Linked DNA regions of Mus musculus: region 2 is linked to region 1. A link is a loop called in an ENCODE intact Hi-C map of the cell type or tissue named here. Cell type or tissue: left cerebral cortex. All regions are shown on one strand.

Region 1 (8,000 bases):
CTACAGACAATTATCTTGATAGCCTTGAAGAGGGAAGACCTGCCCACTGTGGGCGGTGCCATTCCCTATCCACTGTGAGCGGTGCCATTCCCTAACTGGGTCCTGAACGGAAAGAGTAGAGAAAGGGAACAAAGCGGCAGGGTGCACAGGTTGCTTTCTGTTGACTGATGGTTCACGTGATCTGCTACTTCACGCTTCTGCTGCCTCACAATCTGCACCCTAAACTGTGAGCCAGCATCAAACCTTTCTCCCTTCAGTTGCTTTTGTCAAAGCAATAGATAAAATTACTAAGAGGTTTGGTTAAAAACCTGGGCTTAGGGCTGGAGAGATGGCTCCGCGGTTGAGAGCACTGATTGCTCTTCCAGAGGTCCAGAGTTCAATTCCCAGCAACCACATGGTGGCTCACAACCATCTGTAGTGAGATGTAATGCCCTCTTCTGGTGGGTCTGAGGACAGCAAAAGTGTACTCACATATAATAAATAAATACATCTTTTTTAAAAAAGAAAAAACCCAACAGCCTGGGCTTGTAGCTCATTTGAAGTACTATGCCTTGCATACCACGCCCTGAGTTTTGTCCTCAGTATAGCACAGACCAGGCATGGTGGCACTCGCTACCACTCAGCTAAATGTCATCCACAACTAAATCAGACTTTGAGGCCAGTTTAGGGTAGGAGACACTGAGTCAAGAAACAAAAGCATGGGGCTGGAGAGGTGGTTCAGCAGTTGAGAGCACTGACGCTCTTCCGGAGATTCAAAGTTCAATTCCCAGCAACCACATGGTGGCTCACAACCCTCTGTAATGGACTCTGGTGCCCTTTTCTGGTGTGTCTGAAGACAGCTACAGTGTACTCATATATATGCAAAAATAAACTAATTTTTAAAATTAAAAAATAGAAACAAAAGCAAGCACTGAAAAGATCTCTCAAAGCCATCTCAGACAGCACGAGCTGTACTCCTAGCACGCACAGTAGTCAGCTCGCAATCACTTGTAACTTCAGCTGTGGGGAACCAGATGCCTCTGGCCTCTAAGCATCTGCACTTATGTGCTCATCCCACGCGCACGCACACGTTTACACGCAATTTTAAAGTAACAAAGTAAAACTTTTAAAAAGGAAAATAAGAACGAAAACTCTGGCTGGAGAGATGGCTCAGCGGTTGAGAGTACTGACTGCTCTTCCAGAAGTCTTGAGTTCAAATCCCAGCAACCACATGGTGGGTCACAACTATCCATAATGAGATCTGATGCCCTCTTCTGGAGTGTCTGAGGACAGCTACAGTGTACTTACATATAATAAGTAAATCTTGGGCTGGTGAGATGGCTCAGTGGGTAAGAGCACCCGACTGCTCTTCCAAAGGTCCAGAGTTCAAATCCCAGCAACCACATGGTGGCTCACAACCATCTGCAACAAGATCTGACTCCCTCTTCTGGAGTGTCTGAAGACAGCTACAGTGTACTTACATATATTAATAAATAAATCTTTAAAAAAATAAATCTTAAAAAACAAACAAACAAACAAAAAACAATGAAAACTCCAGGGTTTGGAGAGATGGCTCAGCGGTTAAGAGTACCAGATGTGCCAGGCATAGTGGCACACGCCTTTAATCCCAGCACTTGGGAGGCAGAGGCAGGCGGATTTCTGAGTTTGAGGCCAGCCTGGTCTACAAAGTGAGTTCCAGGACAGCCAGGGCTATACAGAGAAACCCTGTCTCGAAAAACAAAAAAAACAAAAACAAAAACAAAAACAAAAAAAAGTACCAAGAGTACCAGATGTTCTTTATGAGAACCTGGGCTGGATTCTCGTCATTACCACGGCAGCTCACACGTGTCTCTAACTCCAGTCCCAGGGAGTCTGATACCCTCTTCTGGCTTCCACAGGTACCAGGCACACATGCAGATTTTTAAAAATCTTTTAAAAATATTTTTAAAAAACTAAAAAAAAAAGAAGATAAAATATTTTGCTATGAAAGTAAAGAAAAAGTATAGTTACATATAATTAGATATAAAGTCTTGCTGGAGAGACAACTCAGAGGTGAGCAACACCAGCTAGTTTTCCAGAGGACCAGAGTTCAGCTCCCAGCACCCATAGAGGCAGCTAGCTCTCAAACTTATGTGACTCCAGCCCCAAGGCACCCAATGCCCTATTCTGGCTTACACAGGCACTGCACGCACATGCATATAGCATGAATAAACACACACTCATACATAGATTTAAATTTTTTTAACATTAAAAATAATTAGCTGGATACTGGTAACAGATGCCTTTAGTCCCAGCACTCAGGAGTCAGAGGCAGGAGGATCTCTGAGTTTGAAGCCAGTCTGGTCTACAGAGCGAATTTCAAGACAGCCAGGGCTACAGAGAGAAAATCTGTTTTTTTAAAAAAAGATTAAAATCTTTCAAAAAATAGTTATATCTTCTCATCTGAAATAAAGGAAAAGATGGAACACTGGACCTTGCTTTGTATCCCCAAATGTCCCTGTCCTTCCTGGTACCTGAACATTTCTGTCGGGTGTCCCGGCTCAGGCAGTAGGGGTGAGGCTGCAGACAGACACCACAGGTCTGGTTCCTCTTGCTTTGTTTCCTCATAGGATTTGCATTAGTGACAGTGAGGAGGGGCCGTACCTTCAGCACCGTGGAGAGGGCTTTGCTAGCGGTGGTCTTCCAGGTGCAGAGAACAGAGCTTTGAATTTGTCTTTCATTCTGGTGTCTCTGAAAATCACTCCTGCATCTTGGCCATAATCCCCTTCTGTTTGATGGGGTCAGTGTCCTGGACGACTTCCAAGGTATCTCCAGACTCCTCCAGTTAGTAGGCCACTTGGCAGGGGCTGGGCCTGAGATTAACAGAGGGTCAGGATGGCTGGACTAAGCATGGACTAAGTGCAACCAAACTGGCCTTAAACTCTGTGTAGCCCAGGTTGGCCCAGAACTTGCTGAGGTCTCCTGCCTCAGTCTGAGTGCCAAGGATACAGGATAAGCCTCCAAGCTTAGCTTTGATCTAGTGCAGTGATTCTCAACCTTCCTGACGTTTGTCGACCCTTTAATACAGTTCCTTATCCCCAACCGTGAAATTATTTTTGTTGCTACTTCATAGCTGTGATTTTGCTGTTGTGAATCATAATGTAAATATCTGGGTTTTCTGGTGGTCCTAGTGAACCCCTGTGAAAGGGTCGTTGGGGATTGTGGCCCACAGGTTGAGAACCACTGGCTGAAGTCTTTCCCCTGCTTTGTAGCTATGCTGAAAGACATTAGCTTACAGTTTGTTTTATCAAGCAGAATAGGTCTGCAGGGATTTTCACTGAGTAGGTCTTCAGGGCTTCTCACTGAAGGGTTATTTTAATTTTGGTATAGACTTATATACCAAAATAAAATATTATAGGAATGAAACCCAGGGCCTTGAGAATGCTAAGCAAGAGCTCTACCAGCTCAATTTCCAGAACGCTCCAGCAGGGGGCAGCAAACCTTAACACGTCTCTCAATGCTTACAACTATTTCGCGAGAGTACTTTTTGTATGTGTGTTGGAGAGGAGCAGAAAGGTCTCCTACAGCCCCTGGCTGACCTGAAGCTCCCTATGTAGACCAGGATAGCCTTGAACTCTCAGATATCCTCCTCCTGTTTCCACATCCTGGATACCAGAATACAAACAAGAGTACATTAACAACAACAACAAATCCCATTGATTTACTGATTGTGTACATGTGTGGGTACCCACATGCCACAGTTTGAGTGTGGAGCTAGGAGAAAAGCTTGCAAAAGGTGGTCTGTCCTTCTACCCACGTGGGCTGTGGGTTCGAATTTAGATCATCAGGTTTGGCAGTGAGCATTGTTACCCACGAAACAATTATATTGCCCAAAGAGGACTTTTTAAAAATTATATATATATATATATATTTTTTTTTTTTTTTTTTTTTTTTTTTTTAGTTTTTCGAGACAGGGTTTCTCTGTGTAGCCCTGGCTGTCCTGGAACTCACTTTGTAGACCAGGCTGGCTTCGAACTCAGAAATTCGCCCGCCTCTGCCTCCCAAGTGCTGGGATTAAAGGCGTGTGCCACCACGCCCGGATATTTTTATTTATGTGTATTATTTTGCCTACATGTATGTCTGTGTGAGAACACGGAACTGAAGTTACAGACAGTTGTGAGCTGCCCTGTGGGTGCTGGAAATTCAACCAGAATTCTCTGGTAGAGCAGCTAGCACTCCCAACCACTGAGGAAATGGTAACTTACTTTGTGGGTCTTGGATGACCCCCAAACAGCCGAATCCCGAAGCCCCGCCCCTGCGTGCGCCAGCCTCCTGAAAGCTGCATAGCTTTAACGACGAATCTTTTACTTCCTGTACATGCTAATACCCCAGGAGTCCAGAACCACTGGCGCAGTATCCCCTGCACCGGGGGCTGGTGCCCAGGAGGGTGTGACTGCAGCCTGGGCTGAGAGTCGTTGGATGAGGGAATGGAGGCTGGCCTGATCTTGGTGGGGTCGCAGCTGCTCCGCTGAGAATGTGACAGCTCTGTTCTGGATTGAAGGCAGCGGCAAGGCCTGAACTTCGGGAACTTCACGTACAGGGCTTCCTCTCCCTCTTCCTCTTCCTCTTCCTCTTCCTCCTCCTCTTCCTCTTCTTCTTCTCCTCCTCCTCCGCCTCTTTCTTTCTTCTTCTTCTTCTTCTTCTTCTTCTTCTTCTTCTTCTTCTTCTTCTTCTTCTTCTTCTTCTTCTTCTTCTCCTTCTCCTTCTCCTTCTCCTTCTCCTTCTCCTTCTCCTTCTCCTTCTCCTCCTCCTCCTCCTCCTCCTCCTCCTCCTCCTCCTCCTCCTCCTTCTTCTTCTTTTAAAACTATTTATTTATTATATGTGAGTACATTGGTTCTGTCTTCAAACACACCTCAAGAGGGCATCAAATCCCACTGCAGATGGTTGTGAGCCACCATGTGGTTGCTGGGAATTGAACTCAGGACCTCTGGAAGAGCAGTCAGTGTTTTTAACTGCTGAGCCATCTCTCCAGCCGTTTTGGTTTCTTCTTAAGCTTCTCTCTTCCCTAATATTTGTCTGTGTTTCAGATTTTATTTTGTGCGTGGGTGTTTTGCCTGTATGTTTATGTACTGTATGCATGCAGTGACCACAGAAGCCAGCAGAGGGAGCTAAATTCCCTGGAAGCGACTGTATGTAGCTTGTGGGTTCTGTGACTCTAACTCAGGTCCTCTGAAAGAGCAGGCGGTGTTAACTGCTGAGCCATGTCTCTAGCCCCTTATGTATTCAAGCTGAAAAGTATAGAAACTGTCCTGCTTTTCTTTTCTTTTTTTTTCAAAATATTTATTTGTTTGTTTGTTTATTTATTTTATGTACATGGGTACGCAAGTATCGGTAGCTGCACAGATGGTTGTGAGCCTTCATGTGGTTGTTGGGAATTGAATTTTAGGACCTCTGCTTGCTCCGGTCGCTCCGGTCTGCCCTTGCTTCATCTAGCCCAAAGATTTATTTATTATTATTCGTAAGTACACTGTAGCTGTCTTCTGATGCACCAGAAGAGGGCGTCAGATCTCATTACAGGTGGTTGTGAGCCACCATGTAGTTGCTGGGATTTTTTTGTTTGTTTGTTTTTGTTTTTCGAGACAGGGTTTCTCTGTGTAGCCCTGGCTGTCCTGGAACTCACTCTGTAGACCAGGCTGGCCTCGAACTCAGAAACCTTCCTGCCTCTGCCTCCCAAGTGCTGGGATTAAAGGCGTGTGCCACCACTGCCCGGCAGTTGCTGGGATTTGAAGAGCAGTCAGTGCTCCTAGCTGCTGAGCCATCTCTCCAGCCCCTTTTGTGCTTTTCTTACCTTTCACCTCTTCACTGGGAATTAAACTCAATCCATCATAAATGCTAGGGAAAATGGAGTTTCCCAAATTGTTCAGATTGACCTCAAACCAGTGGTCCTTCTGCTTCAGCCTCCTAAGTAGCGGCGTTTACAGGCATGCTCCACCGTGTGGCGTTTACAGGCATGCTCCACTGTGCCAGAGCTCCTCACCATGCATCAATTCCATCCCTCTGGCCTTCGCATTCTGCCCAAGAACACCACAGGCTTTCTGTGACTGGAAGCTTTTGCTCCAGCTGCTGCCTGGTCCATTCCTTTTTGTTTGTTTTGAGACAGGGTTTCTCTGTGTAGCCCTGGCTGTCCTGGAACTCACTCTGTAGACCAGGCTGGCCTAGAACTCAGAAATCTGCCTTCCTCTGCCTCCCAAGTGCTGGAATTAAAGGCATCTGTCACCATTGCTCGACTTCTTTTTATTTCTTGCGTTTTTATTTACATAGACTATGTGTTTGCTGCGGCATGTGTATGGATGTCAGAGGACAACTTTTGGGAATTAGTGTTACAGGATACTTGATTATTGTACATAGAAAAGCTAATTGTTAGCAAAATATAAGAGTTTAAATAGATAATTGCATTTGTCAAAGGCGGCTAAATGAGTCCTGTAGAGATGCAGTTTAGGTGCGCCTCTAAAAGCCTCATTAGATAAGAATGCTAAAAAATGGAAAGTTCCTGCTAACTTTAAGGCAACTTGCTTGGGAGAGGTTCTCTCTCTCTCTCTCTCTTCCCACTTTCCCATTTCCCCTTTCCCCTTCCCTCTTCCCTCTCCAGTACTCTCTTTCTCCCATCTCCCCTTCTCTCTCTCTCTGCTTGGAAGAGTCTTCTTTATGGAAGGAGCTCCAAGTAAGGGCTAGGGATTTTTCTCTTTGACTTACAGGAAAACAGAGACACAGCTGGCAGGACACAGGTAAAACAATATTCTAGGAAAGAGAGCTAAGAAGCCCTCTCCGGTTTGGAGGAGCTCAAGAGAAAAGTAGACTAGCTCTGTAGATTGACTCAGAAAGAAATTTATTTTTTTAAAAAGAGATTTATTTATCTAAGTACACTGTAGCTAAAAGAGGTTTATTTATTATTATATCTAAGTACACTGTAGCGGTCTTCAGGCAGCACCAGAAGAGGGCATTAGATCTCATTACAGGTAGTTGAGAGACACCATGTGGCTGCAGGGATTTGAACTCAGGACCTCTAGGAAGATCAGTCAGTGCTCTTAACCACTGAGCCATCTCTCCAGCCCCAGAAAGAAATTTCTAAAGAGCTAGCAGTTTAGTTGTGGAATCAGGCTTGTAAATAGATATTTTGTATGTAGTTAAGAAAAAAAAGAAAAGAAAAGAAAGTTGCCTTGCTGAGCTAGCAGGTCTTTACCATAGTTTAAGCCTCTGGTACTTTATTGGTATAAAGATTAGATAATTTAATCAGTTACAGTTGGTTCTCTCCTTACACTGGATAGGTCCTGGGAGTCAAACTCCCAAGTTCCTCGGGCTTGGTGGCAAATGACCTTACCACTGAGCCATCTTGTCTGCCTGTATTGTACCACTTTTCACAGCCATCCCTGGCATTCTAGTCTTTTCTATTTGAAACAAAGTAGCCTGGATCAAATTTGCCAGTCTTGTCCCCTGCCTGCTGAAATACAGGTATGCATCATCACATTCAAATAAGGGCGGCTTTTTAATTTGTGTGTGTGTGTGTGTGTGTGTGTGTGTGTGTGTGTGTGAGAGAGAGAGAGAGAGAGAGAGAGAGAGAGAGAGATTCTGTGTACGTGCATAGGCCAGAGGTCAATATGTTCCGTCTTCCTCTATGACTCTCCACCTTTTTTTTTTTTTTTTTTTTTTTTTTTTTTGAGACAAGGTTCCTCACTGAACTCTGATACTGCAAGAGCAGCTGGCCTGTGAGCTCCAGGCTCTTCCTGTCTCTCTCTCCTTAGTATGAAGAGGACAAGCAAGCACACCACTCCAGTTCCTTAAACTTTCCCAGGGATCTGTCTATCTCCTCAGCAGGACTGAATGGCACTTCTGAGAAATCTGCTTTGCGGAGTTGTTCAGACAAGTCTGTCTAGTGCAGGGCAGTGGGGCAGGGAAGTCCAACGTCTCCCGCGGTGGAGACACTTGCCTGCTTTGTTTCCCGAACTCTCCTCTCCTCTTGACTGTAAAATGAGGAGAGGAGCCCC
Region 2 (8,000 bases), 55 kb after region 1:
CCAGCACTTTAGGAGGCAGAGGCAAGTGGTCTCTGTGAATTGGACACCTTTTACCTATTGAACTCCAGGCCTAAACAATTATATTGTATCTAAAAAAAAAAAGACATCTTCTGGGCCTTTTTAGCAACCCTGGGCAAGACAGTCACAGTCATTTGCTCATTGTTATGCTGAGTCTTTATAATCTGTCCATACTTCAGCTTTAATTCTTCCTTTTCAACAATAAATATATATATATATTAAAGATTTATTTATTTATTATATGTAAGTACACTGTAGCTGTCTTCAGACACTCCAGAAGAGGGAGTCAGATCTTGTTCCAGATGGTTGTGAGCTACCATGTGGTTGCTGGGATTTGAACTCCGGACCTTCGGAAGAGCAGTCGGGTGCTCTTAACCACTGAGCCATCTCACCAGCCCATAAATATATATTTTAAAGATCTATTTTTTTTTTTTTGAGACAGGGTTTCTCTGTGTAGCCCTTGCTGTCCTGGAACTCACTTTGTAGACCAGGCTGGCCTCGAACTCAGAAATCCGCCTGCCTCTGCCTCCCAAGTTCTGGGATTAAAGGCATGCGCCACCACGCCCGGCTTAAAGATCTATTTTTTATTTTATGTGAGTCCATGTGAGTGCAGTACCCATGGAGTTCAGAAGAGGACATTGGAATCCCTAGAGCTAAAGTTATAGCTGGCCGTGAGCTGCCATGTGGGTGCTGGAAGTAGAACCCAGGTCTCCCAGAAGAACAGCCAGTGGCTCTTAGCAACTGAGCCATCTCTCTAGCCTCTAAAAAGAGATTGGTTTTAATGATGTGTATGTGTGAGCAGGTGCCTGTGGGGGCCGGAGGCACTGGATTGTCTTAGAGCTGGAGTTCCAGGCCGGCCACCTGACGTAGATGCTAAGAACTGAACACCAGTCAGTCCTGTGCAAGAACAGTAACCGTGTGACTGCTCTTAATCCCCATGGCATCTCTCCAGCCCCCGGTGATGGGTCCTGTATGGCAAAACCGTTGTTTTATGTTATACCCCACTGTTTAGAGCAATAGCTTACATGAAATTCTTCAAACTTTGGTGAGCTTAGGTTCAACCGAATGATCTCCTCCCGTCTCTTAAGACCTTATGTAGTCCAGGCTCTGAGCTCTCTATGAGCTGGTGGCTGGCCTTGAACACCTGGTTCTCCTGCCTCAGTATCCTACATTCTGGTTTTACAGGCGTGCACCGCATAGCCTGGCTTGGATAATGTTTCTTTCGCTCACTGTTACTGGGTATGAGCAGCACCTGTCCCTCGGCCTCCCCTCATCCTGTCTCTTCCCTTGCAGAGGCCATAGGGGCTATAGAGTTTGTGGCTGACCCTGCAGCCCTGGCCACCATCTTGTCAGGTGAGGGAGTGAAGAGCTGTCCCCAGGGGTACCGGTCCAGTCTGGCTCAGAGAGTGCTAGTCCGTGAGAGAAAGGGAGGCACCACCCAGAGGGGCCAGGTAATGAGAAGGAGGTGAGACCAGGCTGGGGTGGACTAAGGGTGATTTTTGAGTCTTGCTGACAGCTTTTATTGGTGGTCCAGAGTGCAAGGTCTTCTGCATACCTGGCTCCCAGAATCCCCACCCATCAAGTGGGTCCTGCCAGGGCTTCCTGCTTCTCAAGACTGGAGGGCCCGGGACTCCGGGACCACACTTTGTCCCCACCCCGGTTAGAGGCTCTGGTGAGTACTCCTGAGGGGCTGACACTCACTGCTTCTTGGGGCAGAGCAGACTTTGGGACAATATCTCAAGATGAACTGCTGGGTTCTGTCGCGAGAGACGGGGTGGTGTTCGTGTCTGGCTCGGGGCTGTTTCTCACTCTGTTTTCCTGTCTTGCCGTGGATCAGAATCCACCTCCAGGCTCCTCTCACTCCTCCACTCGACCCAGCTTACAGGAGCTAAGAAGAGAGACATGTGGCGGCGGCAGGTAAGGAGAGTGTAGATTCCCTTTCGACCCCAGACGGGAAAAAGTCACTGGGCAGGGCCGAGGGTTCAGACTTTGACAGCTGAGCCTTATCTATGACATGGAGGACATGGGGAGCGCTGCGTCATTTGGCTACAGCGTAAACTGACAATAGATGGCTTTTGAGTTCAATTCCTGACCCTTACCACTACTAGCTGTGCAAGCTCACCTTAACCTGCCTGCGTCTTGGCTTCTGCATCCCCATCGGCCAAGTGAGGTTAACACTGGTACTGTTAGAGGCTACTGCGCTGGTGTTTGCAAAGCCCTTAGCTAATGCCCAGCCCTTGCTTGGCACTCAGGGACGGGGACTGTACTGACAGAAGGACCTCAGCAAGCCAAGCCTCAAGACTGCTCCTGAAGACCCCGGTTCAGCCTGGTGAGTTTGTGTGGATGTGGGAACAAAGGAAGGGTGAGTGCCTGCACCAGGAAGGCAAGGGTCAGCAGGCCTCAGGGAGTGGGGTGAAGTAAGGGAGAGGTTGGAGGGAGGTCTGGCTCAGTGGTGGCGTGCTCCTCCAGCATTCACATCCCAAAAACACACACACACACACACACACACACACACACACACACACAGCAGACAAGACCTCCCGGGAAGGTCAGAGGTCAGCCTAGTTGTGCGTGTATCTCTGTTTCTGCCCTCTCCCTGCCACTTCCTGCAAGACAATGTCTACTGTGTTCTCTGTCCCAGTCCCTTGTGAGCCATGGCCACCAGCCCACCCAGGGCATTGGGATTGATAAGTGTTTGCCAAGGTATTATTGTGCTCTCGGGGGATGCTGAACGGGTAGACTTTGGTGTTGTAGATACTACAGGAAATGAATGTCCTGTCTCCTCCCAGCTTCCTTACCCCTCCGAGGCGAGCAGGAGGCTGTCCCTCACTCCGACGACGGAGGGGGAAGACATCATCTGGGTCTGGCTCAACGGATACCATTAAAAGAAAGTCTGACAAACACCAGGGTGAGCCGAGACCCTCCCAGGATGGGGAAGGGGTGTTCAGGAGGCACACTGAGGGTTGTGGGTAGAATTGGCAGACCCGGGACTCAGGGTATTTGGTCTTTTGCTGGAGTTGGGACCAAGCCCTCTTCAGGGTAGATCTGACTTCCTTTGTTGGGTATCTGGGACCCAGGGTGAGAGATGACAGACTGTTATGTGTGTCACTATCAAATCAGTACAGTGGCTTAAACATGGCCAACACTTACCAACCAAGCATTAATTCCTTCATTCCACTGGCATTTGCTAACTGGCTTTTGGATTCAGCCATGGTTCTAGTTCCAGAAAAAATATATGTGTGTGTGTGTGTGTGTGTGTGTGTGTGTGTGTGTGTGTGTATGTGTATGTATGTGTGTGTGTGTATATATATATATGTGTGTATGTGTGTGTGTGTGTGTATATATATACATATGTGTGTGTGTGTGTGTGTGTGTGTGTGTATATTCTAGAAAGGGGGGCAAAATAATAAAAGACAAAATAAACCCCACCCCACAAATGTAAAATGAAATATATAGGATGTCACATGGTGACATGTTCTTTCTAAAACTAAATGTATAAGGTACTGAAAGGACGTGGGAGAAGGATTGGTGTCATAAATTGGTAGTTTAGAGCCACGCTTGGTGGAACATGACTGTAACCCAGAGGAGGCAGGAGAATTGCCTGGGGCTGAGCCATCGTGAATTCCAGGACAGCCTCGGCTATGTAGCAAAACCCTGTGTTTAAAAATAGAAGGTGTGTGTGTGTGTGTGTGTGTGTGTGTGTGTGTGTGTGTGTGTGTGTGTGTGTGTAGGGGAATGGATGAGTAGGGCTGGCAACTTAACTCCCATTGGTCAACTTATAACTGCCTGCCAGAACTTATAACTGCCTGCCAGCCAGGCATGGTGGCGCACACCTTTAATCCCAGCACTTGAGAGGCAGAGGCAGGCAAATTTCTGAGTTCAAGGCCAGCCTGGTCTACAGAGTGAGTTCCAGGACAGTCAAGGCTATACAAAGAAACCCTGTCTTGGGAGAAAAAAAAAAACCTGCCTGCCTGTAATTCCCTCTCAAGACATCTGATGCCCTCTTCTGGCTCACATGGGCATCCAACACATACATAAATTCGGGAAAAAAATTGTTTAATGTTTACAAAGGGCATGCTAAGCAGTCTTTTTACAAAATGTAGTATGGCTAAGGCACTGTCATTGGGAAGATAAGGATTGCCTATGAGACCAGAGTTGAGGCTGTGACTCAGACAAGATGGGGAGGGCTGCAGATGCAGAAGCCCCGAGGAGAGGAGACATCTAGTCTTTGTGAGTTGGCAAAACAGACCAGAGAGGTTGAAGCCTAGACGAGAAGAGGGTCTGAGATGAGTTTGCAGTGACGACAGGTGAGAGATGAGGTAAGGACAGACAAACCAGTGTAAGTTCTTGGTAAGGACAGACGAACAGAGCACTTGTAAGTCCTTGGTGAGGACAGATGGACAAAGCACTATAAGTCCTTGGTAAAGAGCTACAAACAAGTTTAAGTTCTCTGCTCTTTCTTGGGCTGAACAAGAGTCAGGGGGAGATGCATGAATAGGGAGAGAGAGTTGGTTTCTCACTTGAATAAACCACTCAAGCGCCGCACATCGTGGCAGTGTGCCTGTACTCCTAGCCTCTTCCCTACGTGAGCCCCCAAAGAGTAGCTGCTGCAGTGGGGAGAACAGGAAGGTAGCTTTGGGGGCCTCCACTGGACGGTGATGGCTCCCATCTGCTGCCCTCCCTCCCCCATTCCTGCAGCCCAGTTGTATAGTACCACCTTCCATCACCGAACAGTCAGCTGTTTATAGACAGTCTCAGGGTGTTCGCTCCCCAGGCCTCTCAGCTGTGATTTCTATCAACAACCCTTGGGCTGGGCAGGATGAGAAGAGTTTGGCTGGAAGCCCTGCTCAGCCAACCACCTCTCTCCTCAGAGCACATATTCATCCATGAAACGCTTTGCCATTCGACGGAAAGCCCAATTCACACCCCTCCGATCGCTACCTAAAGTTCAGCAGGTAGGAGAAAGCAAAGGAGGGAACCAGTAGGGGCCAGGACTAGGGAGGAAGGGAGGAAGGACAGATGGATGAAGCAGTGTAAGTCCTTGGTAAGGACAGGTGGACAGCAGTGTAAGTCCTTGGTAAGGACAGATATACTGGATGGGAATTGGGGGTGCGCGGGGGGTGGGGGAGAGAGGAGGTCTATGACAGGCCAGAGGAGTGGGTGTCACTCATGGGTGATCTGTCCTGTCTGACATAGGCTCAGTGGCTGAGTGGCCTCTCCCCTCATTCCTCCCCTGAAGAGCCTGCCCTGCCCTGGGTAAGTGTCTAAATCCTTCCTGTACTGAGGTCTGTGGCACCGTCCCACTGGCCTGGAGGGCTGACAGCCTTGTGATGTGAGGTAGGTGTCTTCGCCTCCTGCCTCTCCTTCTCTCCTTCCTATTCTGTGTTCAGAATGCCTGTCTGTCTCTGTGTCTATCTTCTGATAGTCTCAAACTTTGAAAAAAAAAATTTTGCCGGGCAATGGTGGTGCATGCCTTTAATCCCAGCACTTGGTAGGCAGAGGCAGGTGGATTTCTGAGTTCGAGGCCAGCCTGGTCTACAGAGTGAGTTCCAGGACAGCCAGGGCTACACAGAGAGAGAAACCCTGTCTTGAAAAAAAAATTTTTTTTTATCCTTCTGTGTTTATGTGTTATGAACATCACAACAGCCTGAACCTCAAACTGTTGATTCTCCTGCCTTAGCGTCTTGGGAGCTAATATCGGCTCTGCTGTATGTAGGCCTGCACCACCATACCTGGTTTTAAAAAGAACCACCAGCTTTGACCCATTCCAAGAGGGGGAGGAAAGAGTGCTCTCTACCTTCATGTGGCTTCCTCACCCGCCCCCTTTCCTTCTGTGGCAGAGGCAGATTGCTATGAAGTTGTTTGACCAGGAGAGTCGCATCACCTTGCAGAAGGAACCCAGGAAACCATCGGTGGCAAGCACTTCCGGGCCTCGCCCCAAGAGAACCCCCAGCCACCAGGAGCTAAGGATACAGGTGGGCCTGTAGGGGCAGCAGCTCTCATGGCTTCTTTTCCATGAGAAGGCTTGGGGGAAGGGGAGCTGGAAGGAAGGGTAGGGGATGACATTGCGGGTGGGGGTGGGGAGCTTGGGAACACACGGTGACACGCTGGGATACTCTCTCCCACCACAGCGCATCAATATTTTGCAACAGCTCTTGCAGCAGGAGGTAGAGGGGCTGGCCATGGGCGATGGTGCCCCTCTGAATGGAGGCTCTGCTTTCGATATGACTGAACTAAAGCTCCCGACGGCTGAAATTTCTAGAACTCTGACAGCTTCAGAACACAATTCTGGAGCTGCCCTTGTTGGACTGTCACAACACTCTGGTGCGACAGAGCCCCTCCTTTCGGAAGAGTGTGAGGAGCCACAGGCCTACCCTGAGGAGACTAAGGCGGCTCAGCCCTGTTCTACCACAGAACTAAAGCCCCCAGTGCCACACAGAGCTGAGCCAGAGCTGCCGGAGCCGTGCCTTCCAGCACTGTCCGGACCCCCTCTGCCTAGCTGTCGGGGACAGGCTGAGCCCCCCATGGCCTGCCCTAGGACAGAGCCGGGAGCATCGGCAGCCTGCGCTCTGGAAGCTGGAACCCCAGAGTCCAGCACGCAGCCCTGTTGCAATCAGGGGCCTCCAGCAACAGCCAGCTTGACCTTCTCGTCCCAAAGCCCAGTCTGTGCCAGCCCCTCTATTCACTCACTCTACCCAACAGGCTATTCAGGTAAGGAATTGGCTGGCAAAGGACATGAAGAAAAGGCTCTGTCTTTCTAGGAGTGAGCCCTGCCTTGCACCAGGTCCGTGCCTTGTCCTGTCTTTCTAAGTGGCTGCACTCATGGGGGAGGAGGAGGGGTAGGGAAGGGGTGGGGCGGCACCCGGAAGAAATATAACTCCAGAGGCCCCCTCTGAATTCTCCATGGCCTTCAGGCCCCAGCAGCTTGGCCCCTCGGACCCTGGCTCTGAGGCAGCGCCTCAGGGCGTGTCTCGACACCATCCATAGCTTCCAGGAGGCTCACCTGGATGATGAATGCGCCTTCTACACCAGCCGAGCCCCACCTCCCGGGCCCACCCGGGTCTTCACCAACCCCGTGGTCACAACGCTTGAATGGCAAGATGCCCTGGTGAGCCTTCAGTATACAGCCAGCATGCCGACAGCCTATGGGACAGCAGCAGGTTGACCTTGCTTCCTCTACGGAGAAGTGATGGAACATGACAAGCCCTCTTTTTTCTCTCTCTCTTTCTCCAGCGTTTCGTTCCAATTGGCCCTGTGGTCCCACAGGACTCTCCATCATGACTCCGGTCTTTACTGGGCTTCTCCTCTGCTGCACTCACCTCTTCCTTTAGCCTTATTTATTGTTGGCCTGCCCATTGGACTGGGAGCCAACGCCCCTTTATCCTTTAATAAAGTTTCTATAAATTGTGTTTGAATGGGGCAGCCAGTGCTGTTGGTCTCCGGTGGCCCACTTGGTGGCAGTGTGCTCCAATTTAGAGGAGATTAAGCACTCAGGACCGTGGGCTTCCTCTTCAGCAGTTGTCCAACCAGAAAGTGGCTGTTCAGCCTACCTTCTTGGAAATTCGTGCGTGGGTTAGGGGGAAATTACGGAACCTGTTCCCTCTGAGATCGCTCCCACTCCAGGGGACCCACCAGGTATTCCCTCATCTAGAACACCGCTGTTAGACCTCTCAGTTGGGCACCTGTGGCTAAGCTACTGGAGGCTGAGCCAGGAGAATCTCTTGAACCCAAGAGCTGGAGGCAACCCTGGGCAAAAAGCTGTAACCCGTCTCAAAAGGAGAAAAACCACAAATAAACCAACACTAAGGGAGGGGGGGGAAAGTGGCTGGGATTCTTTTCCTATGCAGGGTCTTCCACACTCCACCTGCAAGGGCAGCAGGAGCCCTGAAGGGAGTCCTTCCTCTGCTGTCCTCCCTTGTGGTGCTCCTTTTCTGGAGAGGCAAGCCTGGCCAGGCTTAACTGCATAGATCAGAGATAGATCG

Evidence for each region. Hi-C counts contacts between places; a loop is a spot of excess contacts. Peaks named below come from ENCODE experiments on the same cell type or tissue, not always from the same donor. Only the 100,000 strongest peaks of a DNase experiment are listed, where the experiment ranks them.
Region 2: a loop joins it to region 1, with 1.9 times the contacts of the local background. A loop is called at or near these places in 2 of 42 quality-filtered maps.

What each region holds. Positions count from the first base shown.
Region 1 is chr15:99,021,367-99,029,366 of GRCm38, forward strand. It overlaps Gm41398 (a long non-coding RNA gene), which reads right to left and starts at 2,915. Exons shown (of 3, transcript XR_875654.2): 1 at 2,493-2,915. In left cerebral cortex, CTCF peaks have their summits at 2,130, 3,451 (motif pointing right) and 5,115 (motif pointing right); a DNase peak (open chromatin) is centred at 3,449.
Region 2 is chr15:99,075,977-99,083,976 of GRCm38, forward strand. Troap (trophinin associated protein) reads left to right here. Exons shown (of 14, transcript NM_030159.1): 4 at 1,312-1,469; 5 at 1,553-1,690; 6 at 1,856-1,935; 7 at 2,271-2,347; 8 at 2,808-2,926; 9 at 4,890-4,973; 10 at 5,215-5,274; 11 at 5,859-5,993; 12 at 6,150-6,729; 13 at 6,933-7,126; 14 at 7,252-7,433. The coding sequence ends at 7,299. It overlaps Mir6960 (microRNA 6960), which reads left to right and starts at 4,829; the gene lies at 4,829-4,889. In left cerebral cortex, CTCF peaks have their summits at 4,036 (motif pointing left) and 7,471 (motif pointing right); a DNase peak (open chromatin) is centred at 7,495.